2 separate regions of the Homo sapiens genome follow, and region 2 is linked to region 1. Evidence: chromatin loops called from intact Hi-C (ENCODE). Cell type or tissue: IMR-90. All regions are shown on one strand. Links, peaks and the distances in the headings refer to the core of each region. The heading gives the core; the rest is flanking DNA. Region 1 holds the start of NEK6 (NIMA related kinase 6). Region 2 overlaps LOC107987037 (a long non-coding RNA gene).

The links. Hi-C counts contacts between places; a loop is a spot of excess contacts. Peaks named below come from ENCODE experiments on the same cell type or tissue, not always from the same donor. Only the 100,000 strongest peaks of a DNase experiment are listed, where the experiment ranks them.
Region 2: a loop joins it to region 1, with 3 times the contacts of the local background. A loop is called at or near these places in 2 of 110 quality-filtered maps.

What each region holds. Positions count from the first base shown.
Region 1 is chr9:124,243,803-124,259,502 of GRCh38, forward strand. It overlaps NEK6 (NIMA related kinase 6), which reads left to right and starts at 14,147. Exons shown (of 10, transcript NM_014397.6): 1 at 14,147-14,283. LOC613206 (a long non-coding RNA gene) reads right to left here. Exons shown (of 2, transcript NR_149024.1): 2 at 15,408-15,692. RefSeq lists silencers at 8,388-8,682, 14,167-14,296, 14,357-14,726 and enhancers at 10,419-10,798, 10,809-10,898, 10,929-11,018, 14,764-15,700. In IMR-90, for the core only: a CTCF peak has its summit at 8,083; a DNase peak (open chromatin) is centred at 8,399; H3K27ac peaks cover 573 bases.
Region 2 is chr9:124,048,960-124,064,659 of GRCh38, forward strand. It overlaps LOC107987037 (a long non-coding RNA gene), which reads left to right. Exons shown (of 3, transcript XR_001746580.2): 2 at 13,021-13,104. Among named protein-coding and RNA genes, the nearest start is that of LHX2, 45 kb to the left of the region's middle. In IMR-90, for the core only: no CTCF peak of the experiment used is centred there; a DNase peak (open chromatin) is centred at 5,942; H3K27me3 peaks cover 3,844 bases.

The sequences.
Region 1 (15,700 bases), core at 3,332-11,331:
TGAGCCAAGATCGTGCCATTGCACTCCGGCCTGGGCGACAGAGCAAGACTCCGTCTCAAAAAAAAAAAAAAAAAAAGAATCCTGGCCACACAGCCATGAAGTAGAGGTTCAAACCCAGGCTGGTTTCACAGTATCACATCACCTCCCAAGTGTATATGGCCACGTACAGTTGGAAGCATCGCCACTCCTGCACCCTTCTCCCTGGTTAACTAGTGAAATTCTTCCCTTGGGGATTTTATTCATTCCATTGATGTAAGCCCGTCCCCACTTCACTACACTCTTGCAGTCTTAAAATTATGGCTCACTAGGCCCAAAAGGATCTTTAGAAATTAATTTGTCCAATTCTTTTCCCTATGGATGGGGAAATCGAGGTTCAGAAAGAAGACAAAACTTGCTTGTATCAGCCCTAGATCTCCTGAGGCAGAGTGCTTCAGTGCAAAGGGTCTTATCAGACAGACCTGGCCTCGAGTCCTGACTCTGACATTTACTTTCTGGGCCACCTTGGCTAGCAGACATTACTTTGCTGTTGTTGTTCTTTGTGGTATTTTTCTGAGACAAGGTCTTGTTCTGTCACCGAGGCTGGAGTGCAGTGGCATGATCACAGCTCACTGCAGCCTCTACCTCCTGGGCTCAAGCAATCCTTCCACCTCAGCCTCCCGAGTAGCAGGAACTATAGGTGTGCACCCCCATGCCTGGCTGATTTTTATGTTTTTCGTAGAGATGGGGCCTCATTATGTTGCCCAGGCTGGTCTCAAACCCCTGGGCTCAAGCAATTCTCCCACCTCAGCCTCCTCCCAAAGTGCTGGGATTACAGGTGTGAGCCACCACGCCCAGTCAAAGTCACTTTTTAATTTTTATTATTTATTTATTTATTTATTTTTGATGGAGTCTCACTCTGTTGCCCAGACTGGAGGGCAGTGGCAAAACCTCGGCTCATGGCAACCTCCGCTTCCCAGGTTCAAGTTGTTCTCCTGCCTCAGCTTCGCAAGTAGCTGGGATTACAGGCACCCGCCACCGTGTCCAGCTAATTGTTGTATTTTTAATAGGGACGGGGTTTTGCCATGTTGGCCAGGCTGGTCTCAAACTCCTGGCCTCAGGCGATCCACCCGCCTCGGTCTCCCAAAGTGCTGAGATTAGAGGTGTGAGCCACCGTGCCTGGCCTATGCTACTTTTTTGAGCCTCAGTTTCCTCATCTATTAAGTGGAGATCATAATACCTTCACTGACGGGTTGTTGTAAATATTCAAAGAGGTCCCAGGTTGGGATGCAGCAGCCTCATTCCTGGCACGCAGTGAGTGCTCAGTGCAGGCAGCCTTCCTTCTCCCCAGCAAAGGAAAATGGAATCTTAAGGCTCTGAGACCAGGGTCATTCCTTTATGGAGCCTGAGAGGGGGATAGATAGGACCAGTGAGTGGTATGCTAGAACTGGTGTGCATTGGTGGGCAGGAGCTGATTACTAAATAAGAGCTGCTTATTAAATATTTGGGAGTTGTTTTTGGGAGCTTTATACCAGCCATGGTAGGAGTATTTTACACCACAGAAATCAGCAAACTCTACAAATGAAGGATTTTATTTTTTATTTTGTATTTATTTTATTTATTTATTTATCTGTTTTTAAGATGGAGTCTCTGCTGCCCAGGCTGGAGTGCAGTGGTACAATCTCAGCTTACTGCAACCTCCACCTCCCAGATTCAAGTGATTCTCCTTCCTCGGCCTCCCAAGTAGCTGGGATTACAAGCATGTGCCACCACACCCAGCTAATTTTTGTACATATATATTTTTTTCAGTGGAGATGGGGTTTCACCATATTGGCCAGGCTGGTCTTGAACTCCTGACCTCAAGTGACAGTTTTTTTTTTTTTAAATAAAGGCCTATATGGCCGAGCACGGTGGCTCACGCCTGTCATACCAACAGTTTGGGAGGCCAAGGCGGGTGGATCACTTGAGGCCAGCAGTTTGAGACCAGCCTGGCCAACATGGCGAAACCTCGTCTCTACTAAAACTACAAAAATTAGCTGAGTGTGGTGGTGCATGCCTGTAATTCCAGCCACTAGGGAGGCTGAAGCAAGAGAATCACTTGAACCCAAGAGATGGATCAGTGAGCTGAGATTGTGCCAGTGCACTGCAGCCTGGGTGATGGAGTGAGAGTATCTCAAAATAAATAAAAATAAATAAATACATAAAAGCCTATAGTGTGGAATTTTTATTTTATTTATTTATTTTTTGAGACGGAGTCTTGCTCTGTCACCCAGGCTGGGGTGCAGTGGTACGATCTCGGCTCACTGCAAGCTCCACCTCCCAGGTTCATGCCATTCTCCTGCCTCAGCCTCTGGAGTAGCTGGGACTACAGGCGCCCGCCACCATGCCCAGCTAATTTTTTGTATTTTTAGTAGAGACGGGGTTTCACCGTGTTAGCCAGGATGGTCTCGATCTCCTGACCTCGTGATCCGCCCACCTCGACCTCCCAAAATGCTGGGATTACAGGTGTAAGCCACCGTGCCTGGCCTATGATATGGAATTTTTCAGTGGTAAGAAGTGATAGAGGGGATCATTATGGTAGTCAACCAAAAAAAAAAAATTACAATGTATAAATTTGGAAAAGGAGAGGAGACTTTGTTTCTTATAAAGAGTTACAGCCTGCAAAGGGGCCATCCCACAAGCAGGGAAATGTGTCTTTGGATAAGACCAGAGACTGTTACTTCGAAGGAGGAGGGGTTGGGGTAGATGCTTGATGCTAAACAGGTTGCCTAAAAACACATATATTTAACAGGTTACAAAAGAATATTTATGAAGGTGGTCATGACACATGTGAATTGAACAAACAGGTATGTAACATAGGACCCATGTTCATTTCGGGATGGAGACTTAACAGTTAAATGTATTATAATTAGGCCCTATAAGTCAAAAGGTCTTTTCGGGACACAAGGCACACAAGTGTACCATCTCCATAAACCTACCAGGGCCCGTCTACAGTCGGTGGTCTTTTTATCAGGAGAAAGTTACTGAAGTTAGTCTCTTGTCTAGTGAAAGTTGTAGTTGTGGTTGGTGGACCAGTAAGTCAGTATTTGTGAGTTGGATGAATTGCAATTGTTTTAATATTAATGTTATTTTGAGGCCGGTGTTTGTTTAGTTGTCAGAGAAAAAGACAAAGCTTGTGGCAGTTAAAACACAGTTTATTTTTTAACTGTAGGGTATTTGACTTAACCCGAGCCTGGGATGGCCTTAAGTCTTGTTTATAATTTTTTTTTTAATAGGGTCTCACTCTTTTGCCCAGGCTGGAGTGCAGTGGCATAATCTTGGCTCACTGCAACCTCCGCCTCCTGGTTCAAGCAATTCTCCTGCCTCAGCTTCCCAAGTAGCTGGGACTACAGGCACGTGCCACCACACCCAGCTACTTTTTGTAGTTTGAGTAGAAATGGAATTTTACCATGTTGGCCAGGCTGGCCTCAAACTCCTGACCTCAAGTGATCTACCCACCTTGACCTCCCAAAGTGCTGGGATTACAGGCGTGAGCCACGATACTCGGCCTATAATTTGGTATTTTGTTGTTACTAAGAGTCTGTTTTGTCAGTCTTAATGATCTCTATTTTAACATTAATGTTGGAGGTGGGACAGGGTGGCTCACACCTGCCTGTAATCCAAGCACTTTGGGAGGCTAAGGTGGACAGATCACTTGAGGCTAGGAGTTCAAGACCAGCCTAGGCAACATGGCGAAATCCCGCCTCTACCAAAAATACAAAAATTAGCCGGATGTGGTGGCTCACACCTCTAATCTCAGCTACGTGGGAGGCTGAGGCATAAGAATCACTTGACCCTGAGGCAGAGGTTGCAGTGAGCTGAGATCACACCATTGCACTCTAGCCTGGGCAACAGATCAAGACTCTGTCTCAAAAAATAAATAAATAAATAAATAAATAAATAAGTGACTCTGGGGCTTGCTGTGCTAGCCAAATGTATCTGCATGTCTGCTATGAATTGCAGCTTTCCTACGTCCCAACTGTGTGACCTTGGGCGAGTCACTTTACCTCTCTGAACTTTTTCTGTGTGTGTGGTGGGGAAACTGAGGCAAATTCCCAGCTATCTATGTATCTATAAAGGATAACCCTGACACTCGCCTCATAGGCTTGTTGGAATAATGAAATGAGATGACGTATGGAAAATGTGAAGTGCTAGGCTCTGAGCTTGATGAACAATTGGTATTGATATTATTTCAGCCACATGCTGGTTCAGTGTCTTCCCATACAGAACTGTAACCTGGTGAGAAAGATGTTAACACCTACAGTTTCCTAATGAGGCTCCAAGGCTCTGAGAAGTAAAGTGACTTGTTCAAGGCCATAGTGCTAGAAGGTGGCAGAGCCAAGCTTTGAACCCTGGTCTGATTGGCTCCAAGGCTGGGGCTCTGCCAAGACTCCCTGGCCTCAGTCCAGTTCTGGGGGTGCTGACTGCAGAGCAGTGGTTGTGGTATTTGGCCACAGGCTGCAGGCAGAATGTATATGGCCAAATGGCCACCTATCCCAGGGGCCTGCCTGAGCAACTCGTCTCGATCCTGAAGTCTGCAGCTTTGAGCCATGCAGCTCACACATGCCTCCTTCTTTGAGGGCTCCGGAGCCCCACATTTACTGCCTTTCCTCCAGTGTGCCTCTCTAGCCACTCATCCTGTTTCAGGGGAATCACCCCAAAACAGCAAGCACAACCCCCAACCAGGTCCCTCAGAATACCATTTGAATGGTGGAAGGGGACTTTCTTTTTTTTTGAAACAGGGTCTCACTGTGTCGCCCAGGCTGGAGAGCAGAGGCGAAATCATAGCTCACCGCCACCTCAAACTCCTAAGCTCAAGTGATCCCCATACCTCAGCCTCCCGAGTAGCTGGAACCACGGGCACGTGCCACTATGCACAGCTAATTTATTTTTTTCTTTTGTTTTTCTCTCTTTTTTTTTTTTTTGTAGAGATGGGGCCTTAATATGTTGCCTAGGCTGGTCTCAAACTCCTGGCCACAAGCCACCCTCCCACCTCGGCTCCCCAGAGCAATGGGATTTCAGCCATAAGCCACCATGCCAGCCCTAATTTTCTTTCTTGATGATGGGTTAGACCCTGGCCACTTACAGTCCTGGTATGGAGGGCAGGTTTGGGGCTGAGGGGAGGGAGTAGCAGTACCCAGACCCTGGCAAGCCCCTTCTTGAAGAATCTTCTCTGATTCCCTGCCCCTGCCCTCTTCCTACCCGCTCCCATACCTGTTTTGCCAGGTTTCTCCTCTGGTTCCTTTTCCCCACTCCACCCCCCAAGACAAGCCTGGCGTGTCCTGATGCCTGGAAAAATTACACCCATTCCCAGCCAACCAGGGCCAGGGCTGAGAAACCCACAACCAAATGCCTGCCTCTTCCTTCAGAACAGTTGCTTCACATTTGGGATTTGGGGTTGATGGACAGATGATGTCATCGGCCCCAAATCCAAGGGGCCTCTTGCCTCCATCTGCTCTGAGAGCAGCCAGCCCTACTGGGCATGCAGAGGAGGCCTCGAGCTCACAAGAGAGACTCACTCCAGCCACATCAGCCAGGAGTTTCAGGAAGGGTGTCTGGGCCCCCTCACTCATCTCCAAAGCCAAGGGGTTACCTGGACACCTGGAGAAGAAATGTGGCCAGGGTGGGACCCAGTGGACTCAGTTCATTTATTCCCCTATCCCGTCATGCTTGGTAGCACAGGGAAAATAGGAACACAGATTCTGAGCCTGTCAGACATCCTGCTACAAAGTGTGCTCAAGCCAGGTGCAGTGGCTCATGCCTGTAATCCCAACACTTTGGGAGGCTGAGGTAGGTGGATTGCTTGAGCTCAGGAGTTAGAGACCAGCCTGGCAACATGGCGAAGCCTCATCTCTACAAAATATACCAAAATATACTGGGCGTGGTGCTCACATCTGTAATCGCAGACTTTGGGAGGCAGAAGCGGGTGGATCACCTGAGGTTGGGAGTTTGAGACCAGCCTGGCCAACGTAGCAAAACCTGTTTCTACTAAAAATACAAAAATTGGCTGCGTGTGGTGGCACACACCTGTAATCCCAGCTACTTGGGAGGCTGAGGCAGGAGGATCGCTTGAACCCGGGAGGCAGAGGTTGCAGTGAGCCAAGATCATGCCACTGCACTCCAGCCTGGACAACAGAGCAAGACTCTGTCTTAAAAAAAAAAATTAGCTGGGTGTGCTGGTACATGCCTGTAGTCCCAGCTACTTGGGAGGCTGAAGTGGGAGGATTGCTTGAGCCTGAGAGGTTGAGGCTGCAGTGAGCTATGATCACGCCACTGCACTCCAGCCTGGCAATAGAGTGAGACCCTGTCTCAAAAAACAAACAAACAAAACAAAACAACAAAGTGTGTTTGAGACAAACTGGTTAATCTCTCTGAGCATCAGTTTTCTCCTGTGCATGTTTTCTCACCTGAGACATGGATACTCACATCAGAGAGCTGGTGCTGGTGCTACCTACATGCAGGACTCAGTGCCTGAATGAGTGAGAGGCTGTTTGTTCCTGTATTTAGTCACCTGCCTGTAATTGTTTCATGTGACATGAAATTCAGGGTGGCCATATGATTTATTATCTGATCCGGGCCACTTGTGAGTGTGAAAAGGGGCACTGTTTTTTTTGTTTGTTTGTCGTTTTGGGTTTTTTTTTTTTTTTTGAGATGGAGTCTCGCTCTGTCACCCAGGCTGGAGTGCCGTGGCATGATCTCAGTTCACTGTGACCTCTGCCTCCCGGGTTCAAGCGATTCTCCTGCCTCAGCCTCCCGAGTAGCTGGGATGACAGGCACGTGCCACCACGCCCAGATAATTTTTGTATTTTTAGTAGAGACGGGGTTTCACCTTGTTGGCCAGGCTGGTCTTGAACTCCTAACCTCAGGTGATCCACCTGACTTGGCCTCCCAAAGTCCTGGGATTACAGGTGTGAGCCACCGCACCCAGCCAGGGGGTACTATTATTAATTATGCCAGGACAGTAGGCATCACCCAGGACCATCCTGCAGGCACAGGTGATTCTTTGTTGGGAGAGAGTTCCAGTTTTCCCAGAAGGATTCATTCGCTCTTGTCATCCAGGTGCGATTATTGACAGCAACCCCTTTCCCTCTGCAAGTGTCTTGCTTTGGATGATCAACTTTAGGGTCACCTTGGGTGTCTGCAAAGGCCACTGCGTTGGGGGATTCATTTTTTACATTATACAAAATGGGGGTGTCTTGTCTGCTGGGCTCTTTGCCACATACTGATGTCTGGGTGTCCCGCCAAGAACTTCCAGGAGAGTTTAAGCAGTTAAGTCACATTTTTAGGAGCAGCAAACCCTGCTGGCTGCAGAAGGAGTTGGGACCCTCTCCACCTCCTCCCCAGCCCTGCCACCACTCCCTGTGTGACCCCGGGCCACTTCCTGCCTAGCACAATGTGGGGATGGGTCTCCAAGAGTCCTGTCAACCTTGACCTTCTAAGATTTCCTGTTACCCGATGACCCTGGGGAATTTCAGTAAAAATTGGGATGCAAGAAACATCACACCATCATATGGCTCACTGGTCACACCATGAATCCTAGGTCTTTCCTGTGCCAGGCTCTGGGCAGCTGCTGGAAGCCAAGGCATATCCATCAACACTCCTGCTTCATGGGAGGAGAGAGACGAAGCCAGCAACAGATCGGCCTATTCAACTCAGCATCAGGAGAGAACAGGTGCCAGAAAGCAAGCGGGGATAGAGTCCCAGTGTACTGTGAGCTTGCAAAACACCTTCAAAGGCCAAAATCACATTCCCCCAATACCCCATTGCCATGTCTGTTGCCTCTCAGCAGCCAGAAACTCCTACTCTCTTCCTGAGGAGCACAATGATTTTGACAGTTTCTTTGGGCGACTGACATCGCACCAACTCCTTTGTGATTTTAGTATTCGTGGTCTCTGAGTCTGTATCCTCATCTGTACAATGGGCAACAATCTCTACCTCAAAGTGCAGTTGAGAGTATCAGGTAAGGGAACAGACAGGAAATGCAGTTCATATGCAGTTCATGGTGCTCCCTGCAGGCCGTAGGATTTGAGTCTGCTAGTTGAAACAGCAGATATTAGAGCGGGTGGTAGAGGGAAGTTCAGGGAGGTGCGGGGAGGTGGGAAATCAGAGAGTACATTTCTGCCTCTTGATGGCTGTGTGGCCTTGAGCAAGTCCCATCTGTAAAGTGAGGGTGGGAATGATAATCCTTGATAACTTCTTTTTTTTCCACATTCCAGAAACCACCTGGGGAGTGGGGTCTCCAACCGTGTCGGGCGAGGACTCAGAGTTGGCAGCAGTCACTGCCAAAGGCAGGAGGAGATAACCAGTTAGCAGGCCTGTCACAAGATCAGCAACGCATGAAAGACAAAATGCTTCCCTGCGGCAGGAAGAGCCGACGCTTCCCTGCGGCAGGAAGAGCCGATGACACACTGCACTTAAAGTATTCCTCCAAGCCCCACCTCATTCTTCCCAGATCCTCTAGCCTTGGAGCACAGCCTCCAACTCTTCACTGAGCATTTTCAGGAGTACAATCTCAGGCGACTACCCCAATCCTGCAAGAGAGGCTGCCTGCCCCCCTTTGACAGATGAGGAAACTGAGGCCCACAGTGGGGAAATGGATGGCAGGAACTTGAACTGCAGAGAAGAGGCAGACTGAGTTTTCAAGTCTCAAAAGAACCTATGTCTGGACTCTTAAAACAACTCTACAGATGCCTGGAGCAGAGAGTTTTAAAAATTAGCTCCAAAGCTAACCTCATATACAGGCATGGGGACCCGTGGAGAGAGTACTCTTCTCTTCCTCTCCAATGTTCCTGTCCCCAACCAGACCATAAAATCTTGAGGGCAGGGGCCATGGCTGAAACTTCTGTTCTCTCCCACAATACTTAGAACAGTACACAGAGTGTTTGCTCTATGCGGATTAAACAGAGCAGATGCTTGCTGTATGTGGAATTTTTGTGTGTGTGTGTGAGACAGACTCTCACTCTGTCGCCCAGGCTGGAGTGCAATGGTGCAGTCTCGGGCTCACTGCAACCTCTGCCTCCTGGGTTCAAGCGATTCTTCTGTCTCAGCCTCCCGAGTAGCTGCGATTACAGCTGCCCGCCACCACCCCCAGCTAATTTTTGTATTTTTAGTAGAGACAAGGTTTCACTATGTTGGCCAGGCTGGTCTTGAACTCCTGACCTCAGGTGATCCACCCACCCTGGCCTCTCAACGTGCTGGGATTACAGGCGTGAGCCACCTCGCCCAGCCTCTATGTGAATTAAATGCAAATCGTTTGGAATACTATGCAGTCATATAAAAGGAAGCAGTTTTTCTGGAGCCAACAGGAAATGGTCTCCAAGAAGTGAAGAAAACATAAGATACACAATAGTGTAGATTGTATGCTATTATATGAGCAAAAAATAAGAAGAAATACATATACATTCACATACACACGACCATATATACGTGCATACATATATACACACCCACACAAAACACACTGTCTAGGACAGCATATATTCGGCAACGTTGGCTCCCTCCAGGGATAAGAACCAGGTGGCTGGGAGGTAGGGGTAGAAAGGACACTTTTCACTTTGTCCCCTTCTGTGCCTTTTGAATTTTGAACTGTGGGCAAGTATTATCTATTCAAGCAACAAATTAAACATTTTTTAAGTTAAATAACAAAAAATGAGCCAGCTACTTTATAAAGTGAGCCATATGATGATGTGATGACTCCTACATCCCTATCCTGACCGAAATTCCCCCGGGTCATCAAGTAACAGGAAATCTTAGAAGGTCAAGGTTGACAGGACTCTTGGAGACCCATCCCCACATTGTGCTAGGCAGGAAGTGGCCCGGGGTCACACAGGGAGTGGTGGCAGGGCTGGGGAGGAGGTGGAGAGGGTCCCAACTCCTTCTGCAGCCAGCAGGGTTTGCTGCTCCTAAAAATGTGACTTAACTGCTTAAACTCTCCTGGAAGTTCTTGGTGGGACACCCAGACATCAGTATGTGGCGAAGAGCCCAGCAGACAAGACACCCCCATTTTGTATAATGTAAAAAATGAATCCCCCAACGCAGTGGCCTTTGCAGACACCCAAGGTGACCCTAAAGTTGATCATCCAAAGCAAGACACTTGCAGAGGGAAAGGGGTTGCTGTCAATAATCGCACCCGGATGACAAGAGCGAATGAATCCTTCTGGGAAAATTGGAACTCACCCCCTACAAAAAATCCCATTACCGGGAAGATGGCAAGAAGATATTTTGTAACAAAGGAACTTCAAAGGAACATGGCCTGATTCTAAGTTCTTCTTGCCTCTCCTCTCTCCCCCATTACCCCCTCCCCCAATACTAACAACAATAAAGGACTTGAGTTAACCTGGATTCAAATCCTGGCTATTTTCTGAGCCTCAGTTTCTTCATCTATAAAACATAAATCATGACCCCTATCTCAAGGGATGCTATAAGAATTAACTGTCTCTTACAGAGCCAGATGCAGAGAAGGTGCCCGGCAAGCGGTAGTTTCTCTTCCCTTCGTGCAGAGAAATAATGAAACAACACATACTGAATCCTGAAACTCTTTGGGGGTGAACGGAGACAGACTTTCTCCCAGACCAGTTGAACAACGCCTCGGTGGGCAGAAGTGTGAGGCAACGTGTGCAGGGAGACGCTCATCCTAATTCTGGGTGTCATTTTGCAAAGCACTGCTTCACGATGACTCATTTTGGGACTCCCTAAAAACTCCTTTGAGTTAAAAACAAAAGTTGAGTGGGATTCAGCTTGCATTGTACCTTATCACTCTACTGTGCCCTCGTCAGTGTATCAGAGTACTGCAGGGAATTCAAGAATCTCTGAGCAGGCTAACCCTGATATTTGCCCCATAGTGTCACCAGGAGCTGGGACCATCTGCACAGGGCCCAGGACAGAGGGAAAGAAGTGGCCATGAGGGATGGAGGAGGAGGAAGGCCAGGAAAATGGGGTGCATGGGCCTCCCCTACCCTGCTCCCATCCAAGGGGGAGGGGGACCCCCAATGCAAAAGCACTCCTGGGTCCTCCTACCTATCCCTGCTTTATTTCTCCATCAAACTTTTTTTTTTTTTTTTTGAAACAGAGTCTTGCTCTGTTGTCCAGGCTGGAATGCAGTGACATGATCTCAGTTCGCTGCAACCTCAGCCTCCTGGGGTCAAGCAATTCTCCAGCCTCAGCCTCCCGAGCAGCTGGGATTATAGGCACGTGCCACCATGCCCAGCTAATTTTTTTATTTTTAGTAGAGATGGGGTTTCGCCATGTTGGCCAGGCTGGTCTTAAAGTCCTGACCTCAGGTGATCCACCACCTCGGCCTCCCAAAGTGCTGGGATTACAGGGTGAGCCACTGCGCCTGGTCTCCACCAAACTTCTTATCTTTGAAATGCCAGACATTCACAGTGTCTTCCTCCCATCCCACTCTCCCACCTTGGCTGAAGCCCCAAGAGAGTCAGAGCTAGATTTTTGTTCACTCCTGTATCCCAGGACAAGGCTTCTTTATTCCCCTAACACTCAGCCTGCCTGCAGCCAGACCTACCTCTGTTGATTATCATTGGCTGTGTGACCTGGGACAGATTGCTTGACCTCTCTGAGCCTCGGTTTCCTAACTGGAAAATGAGGACATCACAAGTATCTGTCATACGGGTTCTGTGAAGCTGGGGAAGGGCTTTGCAAGCAGTAAAGTCTTACATAGATATTGTGTGTTGGGGGTGGGGGCAGTCCTTTCCTCCCAGTGGCCTGGTGCGGCTCTCAAAGTTTCCTTCAAAAGGGAGTTTCTGGTTCTTGCTCTGTAGCTTAACTGAATAGCTGCCAGAACATGGGACCTGCCCTCCACACAGTGGGCCCCTACTGACTTCTCCCACTCCCTCATTCAGGCCTCTGCTCAGATGTCACCTCATCAGAAAGGCCTTCTTCCAGCACCCCCTATAAAAAAGCACCCCTGGGTCCTCCTACCCTTCCGAGTTATTTCTCCACCAAACTTCTTTTTTTTTTTTTTTTGGAGACAGAGTCTCGCTCTGTCACTGAGGCTGGAGTGTAGTGGCGCGATCTCGGCTCACTGCAAACTTCGCCTCCCGGGTTCACGCCATTCTCCTGCCTCAGCCTCCCAAGTAGCTGGGACTACAGGCGCCTGCCACCATGCCCGGCTATTTTTTTGTATTTTTAGTAGAGACAGGGTTTCACCGTGTTATCCAGGATGGTCTCGATCTCCTGACCTTGTGATCCGCCTGCGTCGGCCTCCCAAAGTGCTGGGATTACAGGCGTGAGCCACCGCGCCCGGCCCAAACTTCTTATCCTTGAAATGGCAGATATTCAGTGTCTTCCTCCCACCCCATCCCTCCCCCTTGACTGAAGCCCCAAGAAAGGGCCATATTTTGTTCACTCCTTTATCCCAGTGCCTAGAAAAGTACCTGGCCCATGGAAGGTGCTCATAGATGTGTCGGGTGAACCAATGACTGAACTAATGTTTGCTGCATGAATATGGCCAGTATCACAAATCCTCTAGTAACACTGCAATACGCTGTCTCAGAACTTCGATTTCTTTCTATTATTTGTTGCAGTGTTTATTTCTTCTATTTAACTTTTCAATCTGTCTGACATTTATTGTGGTGTATATCATGGGAGGCAAGGCTGTAAACAGATCTCCAGCTAAACGGCTAAACAATTTGCAGAACAATCCATTTCCTCCCCATTGGTTTGTGATGTCTGCATTTTCATCCACAAGAGCTGGGACCAGGCCCGCTCCTGTGGGCCAGCTGCTGCCTCGTCTGCCCTCTTGTTCCAGAAGCCCAGGGCTATGCTGTTCCTGAGGCAGGGCTGCCTAGTGATTGGCCACACAGGCACTGGAATTAGACAATCTGCCGTGCACTTTCCAGCTCAACCACTTACCATCTGGGTGACTTTGAACAAAAGAATTTGCTTTTTATTGTTGTTGTCCAGGTTGGAGTGCAGTGGTGCGATCATAGCTCACTGCAGCTGCTAACTCCTATGCTCAAGAGACCCTCCCGCCTCAGCGTCCCGAGTAGCTGGGACTGCAGGCAGGCACTACCACACCCAGCTAATTCTTACATTTTTCTGTAGACATGGGGTTTTGCTATATTGCCCAGGCTGGCCTCAAACTCCCAGCCTCAAGGCATCCTCCCACCTCAGCCTCCCATAGTACTGGGATTACAGGTGTGAGCCACCGCACCCAGCCTGAAATTTCATTTCTAAGCCTCAAAGCCCATCTGTAAAATGGGCACAAGGGTAACGTTGGCACACGTGGTGGACGCTCCGTTGGTGTCATTATTACAGATCACGGCCAGTTGAAGCACTTCCACTCATTTGGCAAACAGAAGCCAGACGGGCATTCACCCTGTGCCCAGTACAGTGCTGCGCCCAAGCAGGCAGTCAGTGTCCCTGGCTCCAGCCCTCCTGGGGTGCAGCACAGTTTTGAATGTGGAGGGGAGGCAGCAGGGGTGGAAACAGCCCAGCCAGGAGCGGCCGCTCTCGGTGCGGGGAGGAGGTGAAGTGAGAACTGAGCTGCTTGGGTCTCAGGGAGGCTCTGACTTCTAGAGGGGGCGTTCAACATTCTTTAGTGGGGACTTTTACTACTTCCAGAAACCTCTGCACATTGGCTCTTGCTGGTCCCCCGGGGGCCACAGGAAGTGGGAGCTCCAGATGAAGAGTCGCTGGCACTTTGAGGGCAGGGGGCAGGGCCTTCCCCTCATCGGAATACTCTTGGAGCCTACTTCAGTGCCTGCATTCAGCTGGTGCACAATAAGTGCTTGTTACTGTGCCAATTTCAGTATGACTAGGGCTGTGGTAGGAGCAATGCTAGGCGATGGGGAATCCGAAGACGCACAGGAGTCCAAGGGTTGGCTGACTGCAGACCCTCATCATAAGTCTAGAGCCGGAGAAGATGGGGAGACGCCGGCCTGCGCCCTGTGAGTCTGGGCCTCAGTCTTCCCATCTCTGAAATGGGGAAGGGGTTCCTCGGCCGAGCGGATCGGCCGCAGAACTCGGCGGAGTCGAGGGGTCCAGGCCCAGGAAGGACGCCGCCGGGGCGCCCCCCGCCCCTCAAGCTTGCGTGGCGGCAGCGCGCACGAGCGCTGGGGGCGGCGCGGCCCCGCGGCGGGGAGGGGCGGGCGCGCGGGCGCGCGGGCCCGCGCAGGCGGTGGCGGCGGCGGCGGAACCGAGCTGACGGGCGTGCGGCCGCTGCGCCGCAAACTCGTGTGGGACGCACCGCTCCAGCCGCCCGCGGGCCAGCGCACCGGTCCCCCAGCGGCAGCCGAGCCCGCCCGCGCGCCGGTGAGTCGCCTGGGGCTGGGGCCGGGCCGGTGGGGCCCCGCGGCCCGGAGAAGGGCGGGGGCCGGGCGGCGGGGCCGTCACCCCCAGCCGGGCCGAGGGCGGGCGCGCGCCCACGGCTCCGCGGGGGAGAGCGGGAGGCGGGCGCGAGTGTGGCCGCGCGGGGCTGAGCGTGTCGGCGGCCGGGCGGGCGGGGGCGGCGTGTCCGCGTGTCCCGGGGTGTGCGCGTCCCCGGCGGGTGTGCGTGTGCACCCCGGAGCGTCTGGTGGCGTTGTTGGGGTGAGTGCGTGCGGGGACGCGGGCATGGCTCCCCGCTACCCACTTCCCGAGTGGGGACGACGGGCGGAGGAGTGTGCCGGGCGCCGCAGGGAGTACGTGCGGGTCTCAGGGAGTGTGTGTGTGCACGTGTGTGCATTCCAAAGTGATTTGTGTGCAAGCACATGCGTGAGCCTAGAAGGGCGAAAGTATGCCTGTGTGGGTGTGAGTATAACGAGTGTGCAGGGCCGTGCGAGCGTGTTTATTACTGAGGTTGAGGGGCCGGCCCCCTTTGCGCCCACCAGGCCTTTGCACAGTGATGGCCCCCGAGCCAGGGAGCCCGTGGAGAGAGAAGCGGCCTGGCATGGGCTGGGGGTCGGGGCTGGGCCTGATCCGGTGAACCAGGGGCCAGGAGGGCAGACTCAGAGCCTGGCTGGGCCTGACAGAGGCAAAGGTCTTAGAGCCAGGCTGCGGCAGGGCCACTGGCAGGACCCTCTCTGCATACACAGGCTGGGCGAGCGGAGGCTGTGGTGGGCCCCTCGGCCGGGCACCCGAGGACGTGTGTTTTCCTAAATATCCTCCAGGCTCTCCTGTCTTTGTTCTTGTCTCTCTCCAGCCAGGCCTGGGGGGCTGACCCTAGACTTGCCTGTGTATGTGGGGGCCTCTCTGCCTGCCCTGCTAAGTAGACGGATCTTTTGATTTATTTATACCTCTCCTAGGCTCCAAGTGTGAATCCCAGGACAGTAACAAATTGATCACAGCGGGCTTGGGACACCAGCTTCCGAGGTCTGTCCTTGCAGTTTTGACTGACAGGCTTTTGTGTGTGTGCGTGCTCTCTAACTGTTGAAAATCTTTGCAGCTGAAAGTCTTAATTGCTTTAAGGCAAACTTTAGAAATTCCAGAGCTCCCTAGTTGGTCTGACTTTTCCAAATTCAGCTTGCCTTTTTTGGGGGAAAATGTCGCCTTAGTTTGGTGTACAGTACGTGCAGGCAGGTCTTGGAGGCACGTTTAAAAACCCTGTCGTTAATGGAAGAAGAATTTCATTGAAAGGGACGCAGAGCCGTCTGGAAGCGCCTGCCCCGGACTCAGCGAGTTTGGACTCAGCGAGTTTGAGCTTACCGAATGAACTTTGGACGTCTTCTTTTAGCAAACAAAACCTGGAAGG
Region 2 (15,700 bases), core at 2,479-10,478, 200 kb before region 1:
CTTTTCTTTCAAAATTTTCTTGTTTATATTTTCCTTGTTTATATCATATTCGTTGTTTATATGGAGTTTAGAATCAACTTATCGGCTTGCTTATTTTTAAAAATCTGATTGGTGTTTTTATCAGAACACACGCATACCATTTTACATGCTCAAGTTTTCATTTGTGCCCCTCAGCAATTTATTAATGTTCACTTCCAGTAAATCTCATACATTTTATTTTTGTTACATTGATTTCTAAATATTTTACCTTTTTGGCTGCTATCATAAACAGGAACTTCTCTTTCACTATCTCTTCTAACTGGTTCTTTACCTTGATGAGGACTATTAATTACAATATATTAATTTTGCAATCAACCACCATACTGAGTTTTTGTATTATTATTATGTATTATTATGTATTTTGAGACAGGGTCTCACTCTGTTGCCCAGGCTGCAGTGCAATGTTCATGGTCATCCCCGCAGCCATGAACTCATGGGCTCAAGCAATCCTCCTGCCTCAGCCTCCTGAGTAGCTGGGACTACGGGCATACACCACCATGCCTGGCTAATTTTTTAATTGTTTGTGGAGATAGGGTCTTGCTATATTGCCCAGGCTGGTCTTTTTTTTTTTTTTTTTTTTTTTTGAGACGGAGTCTCGCTCTGTCGCCCAGGCTGGAGTTCAGTGGTGTGATCTCGGCTCACCGCAAGCTCTGCCTCCTGGGTTCATGCCATTCTCCTGCCTCAGCCTCCCCAGCAGCTGGGACTACAGGCGGCTGCCACCACGCCCAGCTAATTTTTTTGTATTTTTAGTAGAGATGGGGTTTCACTGTGTTAGCCAGGATGGTCTCGATCCTCCTTGTGATCCGCCCACCTTGGCCTCCCAAAGTGTTGGGATTACAGGTGTGAGCCACTGCACCCGGCTACCCAGGCTGGTCTTGAACTCCAGGCCTTAAGCAATCCTTCCATCTTGGCCTCCCAAAGTGCCGGGATTACAGGCATGAGCTACCATACCGGGCCTCTTATATTATGTATAATGGCTTTTCAGTTGATTCTGTAAATAATAACCCATTTTTCCCCTCCTTTCTAATTCTTATACTTCTCATTTCTTTTCCTTGTCTAATTGTGTAGGCTGGTACTTTGTCAGAACAATGTTAAGTAATAGTGTTAATAACAGATGGCCAGGCAAGGTGGCTCACGCCTGTAATCCCAGCACTTTAGGAGGCCGAGGTGGGTGGATCACCTGAGGTCTTGAGTTCAAGGCCAGCCTGGCCAACATGGTGAAACCCCATCTCTACTAAAAAATACAAAAATTAGCCGGTTGTGATGGTGGGCGCCTGCAATCCCAGCTACTCGGGAAGCTGAGGCAGGAGAATTGCTGGAACCCGAGAGGCGGAGTTTGCAGTGAGCCAAGATCGCGCCATTGCACTCCAGCTCAGGCCGATGACAGCGAGACTCCGTCTCAGACAAACAAACCAACCACAAAACAAAACAAAAAATACAGACACACTTTCTTACTCTTGATCATAATGGGAATGCTTTCAGTGTTTCGTCTTTAAGCATGATGCTGGCTTTTGGGTTGAAATCAGTATTTTATCGTGTTTAAACATTTTCCTATTTTATTAAGAAAGAAAAGCTCTTTCTAAACTTTCTAGGCCATCTCCTTCTCTGGCCTCCTCTACGTGCAACCCAGACCCTGCAGTACTGAGTTAGTCACTCACCTCCTGAGTGCGCCATGTTGTATAAGGCATTCTAGCCATTGCCCCTTGCTAGTCCCTCTTCATGGAATACCCTTCCCCCAAGCTTCTCTCAGGCAAGGCCCAGATAAATAGCATCTACTCTGGGAAGCTTCCCAGGCAGTTCTGCCCTTGACCTTGTCTCCTCCAAGCCCTTCTCATGATGATATATATATAATTGCCTGCGTTCACCTCCGCTCTCCACACCAGCCTGTGAGCATCCTGGTGTGTGTGTGTGGGCATGGGGGTGACACGTCTGGGTTACTTCTGTGTGCTTGGACTAGGGCCCCGATAGAGTAAATACATGATCAATGTGGTTTTGGATGAATGAATACTAAATAAAAGCTAACATTTACCAAGTACTCAGTAAGTGCCAGGCCCCAGGGTAAGCACTTCCCACTCACTGTCTCATTTAATACAACACCCCCATGAGGTAGAGGTGTATTGTTTCCAACTTGAGATGAGCAAGTGAAATCTCAGAGAGGTTAAGTAACATATGCAAGGTCACACAGCCAGGAAGTGAATCCAGGTTGGTTTGACTCCAGGGCTGAGACTTTAAGTCTCTAGGCCATTCTGAATGGCTATAAATGTTAGCTTTTATAGCCATTAATACAGTACATGTATGAATGAACAAATAAATACAGTAAATGTATGAATGAACAAATGGTACACAGTGAGGCCTGGGAGAGTGAAGTGGTGCTAGGCTTGGACATGGCACCTGTCCAAGTGCCATGGAGAGGAGCCCTGAGATGGTGATTCCTTTATGTTTTTTCTTTTTTTGGTAAATACAAACCCTTGTGTCAAGGGCTGACTTTCAATAGATTGCAGCGAGGGAGCTGCTCTGCTGTGTACGAAACCCTGACGAGATGATGATTTTTTTTTTTTTTTAGACAGAGTCTTGTTTTGTTGCCAGGCTGGAGGATGGTGGTGCGATCTCGGCTCACTGCAGCCTCCGCCTCCCTGGTTCAAGCTATTCTCCTGCCTTACCTTCCTGAGTAGCTGGGACTACAGGCACACGCCACCATGCCCGGGTTATTTTTGTATTTTAGTAGAGATGGGGTTTCACCATGTTTGCCAGGCTGGTCTCGAACTCTTGACCTCAGGTGATCCACCTGCATCGGCGTCCCAAAGCACTGGGATTACAGGCGTGAGCCACCGCTCCCGGCCGAGGTGATGTTTCTTAAGTGACCCAGAGGGTGGAGCTAGGTGTGGGTGCAGGGGTGGGATAATGGAACTACCTGATCTGGTTGGCTCAGGACTGAGGGTTTTCCTGGAATACTGGACTTTCTAGTGCTAAAGTCAGAAAAGCCCTGGCCAAACCTGGCTGAGGTGGTCACGCGAGAGGTGCAGCCATAAGCTCTGGATTTCCTCTCTGTGTGAGCAAAGGATTCTCATGGTCAGGACTAACTAGGGAGCGGGGAGGCAGCCCTAGCAGAGAGTGAGCTCCCTGTCATGCGAGGTATAAAAACAGGACAGGGGACACTTTCACTTTCATATTTTCCCCTCATCTCTTTGGGATTCTTGGGTGATCTTAACTTGGGGTGTGGGCTCCCAGAATGGTTCTGCTTTGTCCCAAGCTGGAGGGTTCCTGGAAAGGACTGAGACAGGCTGAAGGCCCAGTTGCTCACTGTTTGATGGCTGAATGCTCCTCTGGATGGCCTAGGAGGTGTGTAAATGGGCAGAATTGACAACGTGTGTCACGTGAACCTCCTGCCAAGCCCAGGAGCTCCTCCTCCTAATAGCCCTCCTGAGGAAACCACCCAGGAAAGGGGGACAGAAAAGTGGGACTCAGAGGGGTGAATGAGGAGATGGGGTGGGCGGGGGAGCAGGAGCTTGAGTCACCCACCTCCATCAATTGAGTGATGCCACTTCCAGGCAGGAAAACCCACCTGGTCCATCTCCCAGGACCCGGAGTGGACTTTAAGCTCAGCAGAGCCCCCGGCACAGGCCCTGGAACTCTCCTGGCGGGGTCACAGCAGCAGGATAGGCAAGTCTTGCAGGGGAGGGCTGATGGGGGGAGCAGGTCCCCAGCAGGGTGTCTCCTCAGGGCCTGAAGTTTCTCCAGGTTGCAGCTGGGGATAGACACACAGGAATAAGAGAGAGAAATGGCTGGTGTTCGGGGTGGGGAGAGCTGGAATTTATTTAAAGGCCTCTGTACTTGTTGACTAACAGCGAGCTTGTATTTCGTTTTGTTTTGTTTTGGCTGATATATACTTTACAAAATTATGTTTGAAAGTGGCATATAACATGCATACAGCAAAGTGTACTTATGAGTGTATAGTTTGATGATTTTTTACATGTGTATGTACACCCATGTAATCACACCCACATCAAAGTATAGACATTTCCAGTGCCCCAGGAAGTCCCTTTTTACCTTTTCCTGGTCTATATCTGCCCTCAGAGGTAACTATGGTCCTGTCTTTTATCATCTTGAAATAGTTTTGCCTGTTCTTGAACTTCGTGGACATGGAATAATACAGTAAAATGCTCTTTTGTGCCTGGAGTTTTGACTTCGTGTTATTGATAGTGACAGGAGGCAGCCAAATGCCTAGGCAGATAGGGGTGGGTCTCCAGTGACACCTGACCTTCCAGCCACAGACAGTCCTGGGTAAATCCTCAGACCGGATTGAAAACCCACCTTCCATTTGGCATGCTTTCCTCTGATTGATCCTAATCCTTCACCTATTTTACCTACCCTTTCCTAATTGGTTTTCTACAATGTCATGCCCACCTTTGAGTGGTGTCTTTGCTTTAACCTTTTTTGCATACTCAAAAACCAGTCAGCATGCATTCCCTGTTATGATCCCATAAAAAGCCCTGGGCTCAGCCATACTGGGTACTTTTCCACCTTCGGGTAGGAGAACCATCCCTCATGTCACCTCTTTTTGCTGAGAGCTTTCCTTTCACTTAATAAATTCTACCCCACTCACTCTCTGGTGTCTGCATGCTTAATTCTTCCTGGTCATGAGACAAGACCCTGGACCTAGCTGAGCTAAGGAGCAGAAAGATAGCATCATTATAATGGTGTGATTCACCCATGGTGTTGCACGTATCAGTGGTTTGTTCCTTTTTTACTGCTGTGTAGTTCTCCATTGTAGAAATGTGTCACGAAACATTGATCCGGTCTCCTATTGATGGGCATTTGGGTTGTTTCCAGTTTGCCAGTTTGGGCCATTATGAACAAGTCTGCTATGAACATGTGTGTCAGGCCTTTTGGTGGCACTCACATCTTGGGTGTATACCCAGGAGTGGAATTGCTGGGTCATAGCTGAGGTGTATATTTAACAAAGCCTGTACTTAGTACTTTTGTTATAAGAGAAACTTGGAAAAATCAACGAGAGATTTTTTATAACTTTAAAAGGAGTACATACAAAAAGTTGTTTGGGAGGTGAGCCCAGAGTTCTCTGGGGCCCCAGTGGCAGCTTCTGGAGTGTGTGGCTTGGATTCCTGAGGGGAAGGTCAAGTTGGGCATGGAGCAGGGAGGGAATGGGCTATACCTGGGCCCTTTCAGGCCCCTCCCAGGGAAGGGAGGGTAAGGTCTGCCAGGATGCTATCATAAGGGGCAGATCTGATAGGTGCTCCTATAAAGAGTCTGACTGGGGACCTCACTCTCACCACCTGTGCAATGGGCTAGTGCATGGTGGACTCAGTGGCTTCTGAGCCTCTGATGTCTTTGGGCATCTGCTTGGGAGCCTCCTCTTTCAGCCCCTACATTACGGTCTGTGGCAATACCGACTCTGGAAGGTTTTAAGGATGGGGGGATGGTCCCTGAGCCCCAAAGCTTCTGCCAGGGTGAACCCTGTGGATCAGGGCCCCAGAGGCCTCCTCCCACCCCCAGCCTTGCCCCAGCTGTGCCTCAGGCTCTCTGGGAGCTGGGGGGAGACAAGGGGAGCCAGGCTCAGTTTTTTTCATGAAGCCGGAGCAGCTGCTGCCCAGAGTTTGGGAAGCTGTTGTTCTGCCAGTGGGGTTCCCCAAGGGAAATACCAGTGCCAGGGTCCTGAGCACAGCCGGGTGATCCAATCACCCCCAATGAGCTCAGGGCTTGCCCCCATGCCTAGCAGCTGAGCAGAAGCACTTAGCAGCCCAATCAAATACTTCTCAGTCTGGTGAAAACACTCAGCAGTGTGTTTAAATGACTCAGCCACCCAGCGGCAGTGCTCAGAGGGCCAGTGAAGTTACTCACTGAAACTAGAGTAATGCTTATCAGTCTACAGTAGCATTCATTCATCTGGGGGAAAAACAAACCCCAAAAACTAAACCAATAACCACAGAATGGTTCTGAGTCCTTATCTTGGCCCTGGCCCTTCTTTGCTGTGGTTTCCTTGTAGGGATGTCCACCCTCTTTGTGGTTTGTTGGGATAAGTCAATGCGCTAATGTCTAGAAAGGGCTTCTCGTAGTGGTTGGCATGCAGTGGGCTTTCAGCAATATTTACCGAGGGCCTGCTGTAAGCCAGATCCTATTGTTGCAATTACTCTGGCCCTTGGGGAGGCAGTCCTGGGAGGCGGAGCTTTGGGCAGGGACAGTTTCTATGAACAAAATGCATGAGCTTTAGTCATGGCTTGAAACATTATGTGAGCCTTCAGAATTCTTTTATTTATTTAATTAATTTATTTTTTTGAGACGGAGTCTCGCTCTGTCACCCAGGCTGGAGTGCAATGGCGTGATCTTGGCTCACTGTAACCTCCGCCTCACAGGTTCGAGTAATTCTCCCTGCCTCAGCCTCCCAAGTAGCTGGGATTACAGGCAACTGCCACCACGCCTAGCTAATTTTTGTATTTTTAGTAGAGACGGGGTTTTGCCGTGTTGGCCAGGCTGGTCTCGAACTCCCGACCTCAGGTGATCCGCCTGCCTCGGCCTCCCAAGGTGCAGGGATTACAGGCGTGAGCCACTGTGCCCAGCTCAGAATCCTTCTACAGTGTTCTCTCTGGTCCTCCATTGGCTGTGGTTTAGAAAGCCCAGATTCATTCCTCCTGCCTTCCCATTCTCCCTTCTCAACCTCACCCACCGTCAAGTTCTCTTCTGGATACTGGGCTTCAGAGATATTGGATTTGGGCCCTGTGAAAACAGGTGATTAGAACACACTAGAAGGTGTAGTGAATCTACTGACAATATAAATACAGTTAAGTTTCTGTCTGCCCATTTGTCTGGTTCCACATCATGAGCAAATAGCTGGAGGAATTACTTGAAGGGTATGTTTGGTTTGATCTGACTTGGTGGCTCAGGATATAGGGGGAGTGGGCCAAATAGATGGGCAGGGGTCTTCCAGGGTTTCTCAAATCGATGGCTGATGACAGGCTATTTATTTGTTGATTGTGAGGCCGTGTATATTAAAATGGCATAGACAAAGAAAACAAATGGGTTTTAAACGTGAGCTCCAAATGGGCAGACAATATGGGTGTTAATTCATGATCAAGCTGCTGATTACTGGCAACTCCAGATAGCTTCTTAATGATGAGTAGAAGTAGGCATTGATTTCTTTTACTATGGATAATGATCTCCCCAGCTATGCAGGAGAAGCCAGTTAGTAGCAATTACAGGAACAAGCATCAATTAAACTTTCTTTGTGTGATGCACCATGCTAGGCACTAGAATGCATTTTGTCTCCCTGACTCCTCACAATAGCCTGGGGGTGGGAATGCTTATTAATTCAGAGAGGTTAAGTAACTTATCCACCTAGTAAGTGGTAGATCCAGGATTCAAACCCAGGTTTACCTGTCAGATGGCAACGTCCATGCTCTAAATCCCTTGTCTACACTGCATTCTGCCTTGGGACGCTGCAAACTCATCAAATTCAAAACTCCCTCTCCTTCTGTCTGGAACTATAAAGTGAAGAAATTAGGGTTGCTGGATATGAAATCAACCTAGAAAATCCACAGTGTGCTACAAGCAATGACCAATTAGAAAATGTAGCTGGGGGCGGTGGCTCACAGCTGTAATCCCAGCACTTTGGGAGGCAGAGGCGGGTGGATCACGAGGTCAGGAGATCGAGACCATCCTGGCTAACATGGTGAAACCTCGTCTCTACTAAAATACAAAAAAAAAAAAAAAAAAAGGAGCCAGGCATGGTGGCCGGCGCCTGTAGTCCCAGCTACTCGGGAGGCTGAGGTAAGAGAATGGCGTGAGCCTGGGAGGCGGAGGTTGCAGTGAGCCGAGATCAAGCCACTGCACTCCAGCCTGGGCGACTGAGCAAGACTCCGTCTCAAAAAAAGAAAAGAAAATGTAAATGTAACAGAAAGAAAGATGATATGAAAAGTGTAAGGGCCCAGTAATCAACTAACAAAATGTGTGTAACAACTCTATGGATAAAATACAAAGTATTATTGAAGAACACACACACTCAAGAATAAATGAAGGTATGTATCATATTCATGGAAAACAAGACTCAATATCATCAAATGTACTTTAATTTTTCCCGATTGATTCATAAAATCAGTGCAATTAACTAAAATTCCAATAAGATTTGTCATCAAACTTGTTAAGCTGATTCTAAAATTAACACAGAAGGATAAAAGGGCAAGAATAGTGAAGGCCAATCTGAGATAGAATGAGGTAGGGGTCTTGCCCAAACCAATATCCTTAGTTATTTATTTATTTATTTATTGAGACAGATTTTCACTCTTGTTGCCCAGGCTGGAGTGTAATGGCACGATCCCGGCTCACTGCAACCTCCGCCTCCTGGGTTCAAGCGATTCTCATGCCTCGGCCTCCCAGGTAGCTGGGATTACAGGCACCTGCCACCAAGACCAGCTAATTTTTTGTATTTTTAGTAGAGAGGGGGGTTTCATCATGTTGGCCAGGCTGGTTGCGAACTCCTGACCTCAGGTGATCTACCCGCCTCAGCCTCCCAAAGTGCTGGGGATTACAGGCATGAACCACCACGCCCAGCCAATGTTCTAATTTATGATAAAGCTTTGATAATAAACACATCCTGGTTGTTAACACAGCGATAGACAAATAATGGAACAGAAAAGGGAACCCAGAAATTGATCCAAGTTATATGGGACCTTGGTGTATGATCAAAAGGCATTACAAATCTGTGGAGGGGAAGCATGGACTATTCAAAAATGGGGTTTAGAAAAGTAGCTATCCCTATGTAAAAATTAACCTTAGATCCTGTCTCACATCACACACAAAAATAAACTTGAGATGAATTAATGACCTAAATGTGAAAAACAGCTTACAGAAGAAAAGTTGGAAAATTTCCCTATGTCTTGGGATAGGGAAGGAGCCCTTAAGTCACAAAAGCTAGGCGTCATAAAGGAAAATATGAAGTTTAAGCTCAGCCGCATCAAATATTTCTGTATAACAGATAAACTACCTGCAAAGTTAAAATTCCAACAATAGTCTGTGGGAAGGCATTTGCAGCATATATTACAGATATAGGGTTAACATCCAAAAGATACAAAGAACGCCTATAAATCGATAAGAAAAAGACAAACAACCCAATAGAAAAATGGGCAGAAGACCTGAACACAAAAAAGGAAACAGGGAGAGTGAATAAGCATAAGAATCAAAGATGCTTAACCTCTCTTTGTTGATGATTAAACAACAAAGAGAGGCCAGGCGAGGTGGCCCAACACTTTGGGAGGCCGAAGTGGAAGGACCACTTGAGCCCAGGAGTTTGAGACCAGCCTGGGCAACATAGTGAGACCCTGTCTCCAAAAAAATTAAAAAAAAAATTTTAAATTTTAACCAGACATGGTGGTGGATGCCTGTAGTTTCAGCTGCTTGGGAGTCTGAGGTGGGAGGATCACTTGAGCCCAGGAGGTTTAGGCTGTACTGAGCCGAGACCGTGCCACTGCACTCTAGCCCAGATAATAGAGTGACACCCTGTCTCAAAAAAACAAACAAAAAATCCCCACAAAACGACAAAGAGATTCCATTTTATACCCCTCAGATTCACACAAGTTGGAAGGTTTGACACTATTAAGTTGGTGAAGATGCTGGGAAAGCTGAACTACTACATTCGAAGATACTACAATTTGACGATACCTATGAAAGTCAGAAATACGCACACCATGTGACTAGTAGTTCTGCTGCTAAGAATGAACTCTAAAACCCTAGCACATTGGTCAAGGAAGCATTGTGGACGTTAAACTTGGAATAACTCACATGTCTGTCGGCAGAGGAATTAAATAAATCTGTTACCTATTTATTTATTTATTTTTATTTTTACTTTTTTTTTGGGATGGAGTTTTACTCTGTAGCCCAGGCTAGGGTGCAGTGGCGTCATCTCAGCTCACAGCAACCTCTGCCTCCCAGGTTCAAGTGATTCTCCTGCCTCAGCATCGCAAGTAGCTGGGATTACAGGCATGCACCACCACACCCAACTAATTTTTGTATATTTTTAGTAGACAGGAGGTTTCACCATGTTGGCCAGGCTGACCTCAGGTGAACCACTTGCCTTGGCCTCCCAAAGTGCTGGGATTACAGGCGTAAGCCACCGCCCCTGGCTTGTGTTATCTATTTATAAAGTAGAACACCATACAGTAAACTAAATTGAGCTACATATTGAGTTTTGTAATTGAGTTACCTATTTGAAATCTGGTTAATTATTTAAAAGTATAATTTTGATTTTTAAAAGTGTTATGGGTTGAATTGTGTCCTCTATAAAGGCATGTTAAAGTCCTAATTCCAGGTACCTAGGAATGTGGCCTTATGTGGAAAGAGGGTCTTGTCAGATGTATTCAAGTGAAGAGGAGGTCATTGGATTAGACCCTAATCCAATATGACTGATATCCTCATAAGAAGAGAGATGTTTAGACATGGACACACACAGAGAGGAGAATGCTATGTGATGGCAAAGGCAAGAATTGGAGTGACACAACTCCAAGCCGAGGGACCGAGGGACGACGAGGATTGTTGGCCATCAACAGAAGTCAGAAGAGGCAAGGAAGGATTTTACCCAGAGTCTCAGAGAGCACATGGCCCTGGTGACACCTTGCCTTCAGACTTCTAGCTCCTAGAACTGGGGCAGGATAAATTTCTGTTATTTGAAGCCACATGGTTTGTGATACCTGTTACAGCATCCCTAAGAAACAAATACAAAAGTAAGTTGAAAGGTTATAATATGACACTGTATTTGACTGTTCTCATATTGCTGTAAGGAAATACTCAAGACTGGGCAACTTATAAAGGAAAGAGGTTTAATTGGCTCACAGTTCCACATGTCTGGGGGAGGCCTCAGGGAACTTACAGTCATGGCGGAAGGCACAGGAGAAGCAAGGCACCTTCTTCACAAGGCAGCAGGAAGGAGAAGTGTCGAGTGATGCAGGAAGAGCCCCTTATAAAGCCATTGGATCTCATGATCACTCATTCACTATCATGAGAACAACATGGGGGAAACACTCCCACGATTCAATTATCTCCACCTGGTCTTTCCCTGGACATGTGGGGATTATGGGAATTACACTTCAAACCGAGATTTGGGTGAGGACACAAAACCTAACCATATCAGACACTATTTATTTAAAATTTTAAAGCATACAAATAGCAGTACTATATATTGTTTATGGTTTTAATGAACTTAGAGGCTGAGTGCAGTGGCTCACGCCTGTAATCCCAGCACTTTGGATGGCGAAGGTGGGAGGATTGCTTGAGCCCAGGAGTTCAAGTTTAGCCTGGGCAACATAGCGAGACTCCTGTCTCTACAAAAAATTAAAAAATTAGCAGGCATTGTGGTATGTGCCTGTGGTCCCAGCATTTGGGAAGCTGAGGCAGAAGGATCTCTTGAGCCCAGGAGATTGAGGCTGCAGTGAGCCATGATCGCATTATGGCACTCCAGCCTCTGGCTCTGCCTCTGTGTAGAGAAGGGAAATGAAACGGAGGGGGATGAAAAGGATTTCAATTAAAATATCTTCAGCCGGGCAAGGTGGCTCACGTCTGTAATTCCAGCACTTTGGGAGGCTGAGGAGGGCGGATCACCTGAGGTCAGGAGTTCGAGACCAGCCTGGCCAACATGGTGAAACCCCATCTCTACTAAAAATACAAAAATTAGCCAGGTGTGGTGGCGTGCGCCTGTAGTCCCAGCTATTCAGGAGGCTGAGGCAGGAGAATCACTTGAACCTGGGAGGCAGAGGTTACAGTGAGCTGAGACTGCACCATGGCACGCCAGCCTCCAGCCTGGGCAGCAGCGGGGGGTTCTGTCTCAAGGAAAAAAAAATCTTCAACATCTGTTTCTTTTATTTAAAAATGTCTAAAACACAACTAACAAATTGTTAACATGTATTGACTCGAGTGGTGGGTGCATGGACATTTGTTACACTCTATTCTCTGGATTCTCTGTTACTATATGTATCTGTGACCATATAGGTATCTGTGTACAAAAGTGAATTTCCAATATTTGCTCAATGGGTGTGTGCATCTGTGTGTGTTTCCCGTGTTCCTGCTGGCTCTGGCGGTCTTGCTGGTGTCTGCTGTATGAACTCACGTGCTGCCCCGGGCGAGGTGGGAGCAGCCTTGTTGGGTCTGCACCCGGAGACCGTGGGTGAGGAGTGCAGCTAGATGGTGTACCAAAGGCCTGCTTTCTTCCTACCTCTTCCTGGTGCAGCTCTTGAGTTTCCTGGATAACACAAATATTACAGTGAGAGGCCATGGGGGCAGAGGCAAGGCCAGGGGCTGCCTCTTGACCAACTCCTCAGTCCCCTCTGAATGACTGGCTTCCTAGCAGCCAGGACCATCGATGGCAGAGGCACCGAGTTAAGAAAGCAGAAACGATGCAGGGTCAGGCGGGGAGAGAGCTGGGCCGGGCAGGGTCTTCCCTTGCCGAACACTGTCTCCTTTGGGACCATAAGCAAGTGGCTCCCGTCTCTAAGCCACGCACTTGGTCAGGCAGATGACTGGAAACAGGTTGACCAAAGTCACACATTGCCACGTCACGCTCCTGCATCCGTGGAAGGCATCGCTCAGCAATCACAGCACGTTTTCTGTCTGAGGTTCCATGCAGTCTCCAAGCCCTTCTCCAGCAGGGCTCAGAGACCCACCCCACGGTCTCAAGGAAGAGGGAAACCTTCCCGGGCTGCAAAGCGAGGAGCGCTCAGGGTCTTTCTGACTTGAATGCTTTTTCACTTCAACCTCCTGGGGGCAGAAAGACCCTGGAAGCCCTCAGTTACCTCATCTGGAAGATGGGGATGAGGCTCCTCTTTGCCTTCCCACGCTGCTGTTAGACTAAAGGAGACACGAGATGCAAAACACACACTCAGCCGATGACACCGAGCCTGCGGGAGGGACGCATGTGTAGAGGCTGGCACAGTGACTGGGAGGTTCCTGGGTCTGTCCTTACTGTGTCTTCCCTCCCTTCTCCCCTAGGCTGGAAGGGGCAGCCAAGATGTCCTGGGCTCCATCAGACACTGATGATTCCATTCCGTGTCATGCTCACTCGAACCCTGCAAGGTAAAAAATAATAATAATAAGGAAAGAGTAATAAACACACAGAGCACTTCCACCTCCTATGGGCATGCATCTCCTAAGGATTTCACATATATGAACTCATTTAACCCTCATAGGCACCTTAAGAAGTAGATACTATTAGTTCCCCATTTTGTGGATGAGAAAAACTAAAGCACAGAGAGGGTGAGCCACTTGCACAAGTTCACACAGCTAGCAAATGTCAGAATGAAGGTTTGAACCCAGGTAGCCCTGAGTGTGAGCCTTTCCTGCCTTTCATAAGGCCAGTGTTGCCACTCCCATTTCACAGATGGGGAGGCTGAGCCTTGGAGAGGACAAGCGCCCATGTCTCCCAGGCCACAAGTGGGCGGTGGTGAGTTCAAGCCTGCCTGCCTTTCCCCAAGCACCATCCAAATTTGCCCTGGGTCCTTCATGTTCTAGGGAAGAATTGCAGGACTCAGGGGCCCCAAATTGCAGGAATCTTAGACACAATACAGACCCACTGCCCTCTGGGAAAGGGTGAGGCTGCCACCTGGAAGGATGGAAATGTCTGGGGGGCCCACGTGGACAGCCTTTTGGGGGCTGAGGAGGGAACAGGGTCTGAGATTGCCAATGTGGCTGGGCCCCTCTTAGGCAGGCTGACCACCTCTTACTGTCTTGGGCCAGGAGGGCAGGTGACGTGGGGTCATTTCTGGGCTGTGCCCTATTTGTCTATGCACACTTGAGAGAGACCAAGTGTCTTGTCCAAGATCACATAGCTAAGAAGTCCTGGTGTTGAAACCCGGCCTCGGTGGCTCCTGAGCCAGGGTCTTCCTGCCCCTGCTTGTCTACGCACAAGCCTCCTCCTTGGACCCCAGATCTCTGCAGCTCCTCCCACAGGGTTATTTAGACCTGTCTCTACACAGAGCAGATGCCATAGGGCCATGGGGATGGCGGCCATGCTGGAGGGACCAGGACTGGCTTCGGAGCCTCATACGCAACCCCCAACCCCCAAACTCATACATACTCTCATGCAGTCACCGCAGACACTCTCAGTCACCACATGACTGGCACACCCTCACACTCAGTCTCAGGCTCACACTCATAAATGCACTATTAGTGGCCACTACTGGGGCAGGAAGACCCTGGCTCAGGAGCCACCCAGGCCGGGGTTCGACACCAGGACTTCTCAGCTATGTGACCTTGGCCAAGACACTTGGTCTCTCTCAGCCTTATTCTCATCTGTAAAATGGGAATAATGAGGCCCGGCACAGTGGCTCACGCCTGTAATCCCAGCACTTTGGGAGGCCAAGGTGGCTGTCATCTGAGGTCAGGAGTTTGAGACCATCCTGGCCAACATGGGCCCCTCCTTAGGATCTGGCAGGGGTGACCACCTCTTGCCCTCCTGGGCCAGGAGGGCAGGTGAGGTGGGGTCATTTCTGGGCTGAAATGACCCCATCTCTACTAAAAATTACAAAAAAAATTAGCTGGGTGTGGTGGCCCATGCCTGTAATCCCAGCTACTCAGGAGGCTGAGGCAGGAGAATCACTTGAATCTGGAAGGCAGAGGTTGCAATGAGCCAAGATTGTGACACTGCACTCCAGCCTTGGAGACAGAATGAGACTCCATATCAAAATAAATAAGTAAATGAATAAATAAATAAATAAATAAATAAGTAAATAAATAGGGCGTAATGACCCACTAGAAACCTCTCAGCGAACCTGATTGGTTCCAAGTCCTTGGTCAGGTAATCAAAAGGTTGGCAGAAAAGGTAGCAGGGTGCATGGCTCACGCCTGTAATCCCATCACTTTGGGAGGCTGAGGTGAGAGGATCACTTGAGGTCAGGAGTTCAAGACCAGCCTGGCCAACATGGTGAAACCCCATCTCTACTAAAAATACAAAAATTAGCCCGGCCTGGTGGCAGATGCCTGTAATCCTAGCTACCCGGGAGGCTGAGGTGGGAGAATCGCTTGAACCCAGGAGGCAGAGGTTGCAGTGAGCAGAGATCGCACCACTGCACTCCAGCCTGGGCGACAGAGCAAGAGTCCATCTCAAAAAAAAAAAAAAAAAAAGAGAGAATCTTAAAAATAGATTCACAAATACCTTAACTGTTTGATATAACATGAAACAATCTGTGTAGGCCAAAGCTGCTGCTTTGAGTTCAGGTCTTCTGGCTGGAGTTCTGCCTTGTTTGTTTTGACTGTACCCATTGGCCTTGCTGACGATTTTCAGTCCTTTTTAAAATGATTTGTAAGTGGAATGCGAGGACACTGGCAAAGCAGTTTGAATCTGGAATTCTACATTGTTATTATCCCCCTCCCACCCCAAATCTCTCCCAAAACTAAATCAACAGATTTATTTTTAGCAATGCGTCTTTATTGCATATTTCCAAAGCATTAGATTTAGTTTTTCTCAAAACATTACTTTCTTTTGCAGTCAGATTTCATTACTTTTTGTTTGTTTAGCTAACTATAATTACGACAATAGACACAAATTAGCCAAAGCTTTTTGAGTACAGACTTTCCTGATTCTGGCAGCTGACAGCTGAGTCAGTGGGAGGAGAGCTTGGGCAGGGTCGAGAATGCTCTAGAAGCTTAAGCCATCAGCATTTCTGGGCAGCAT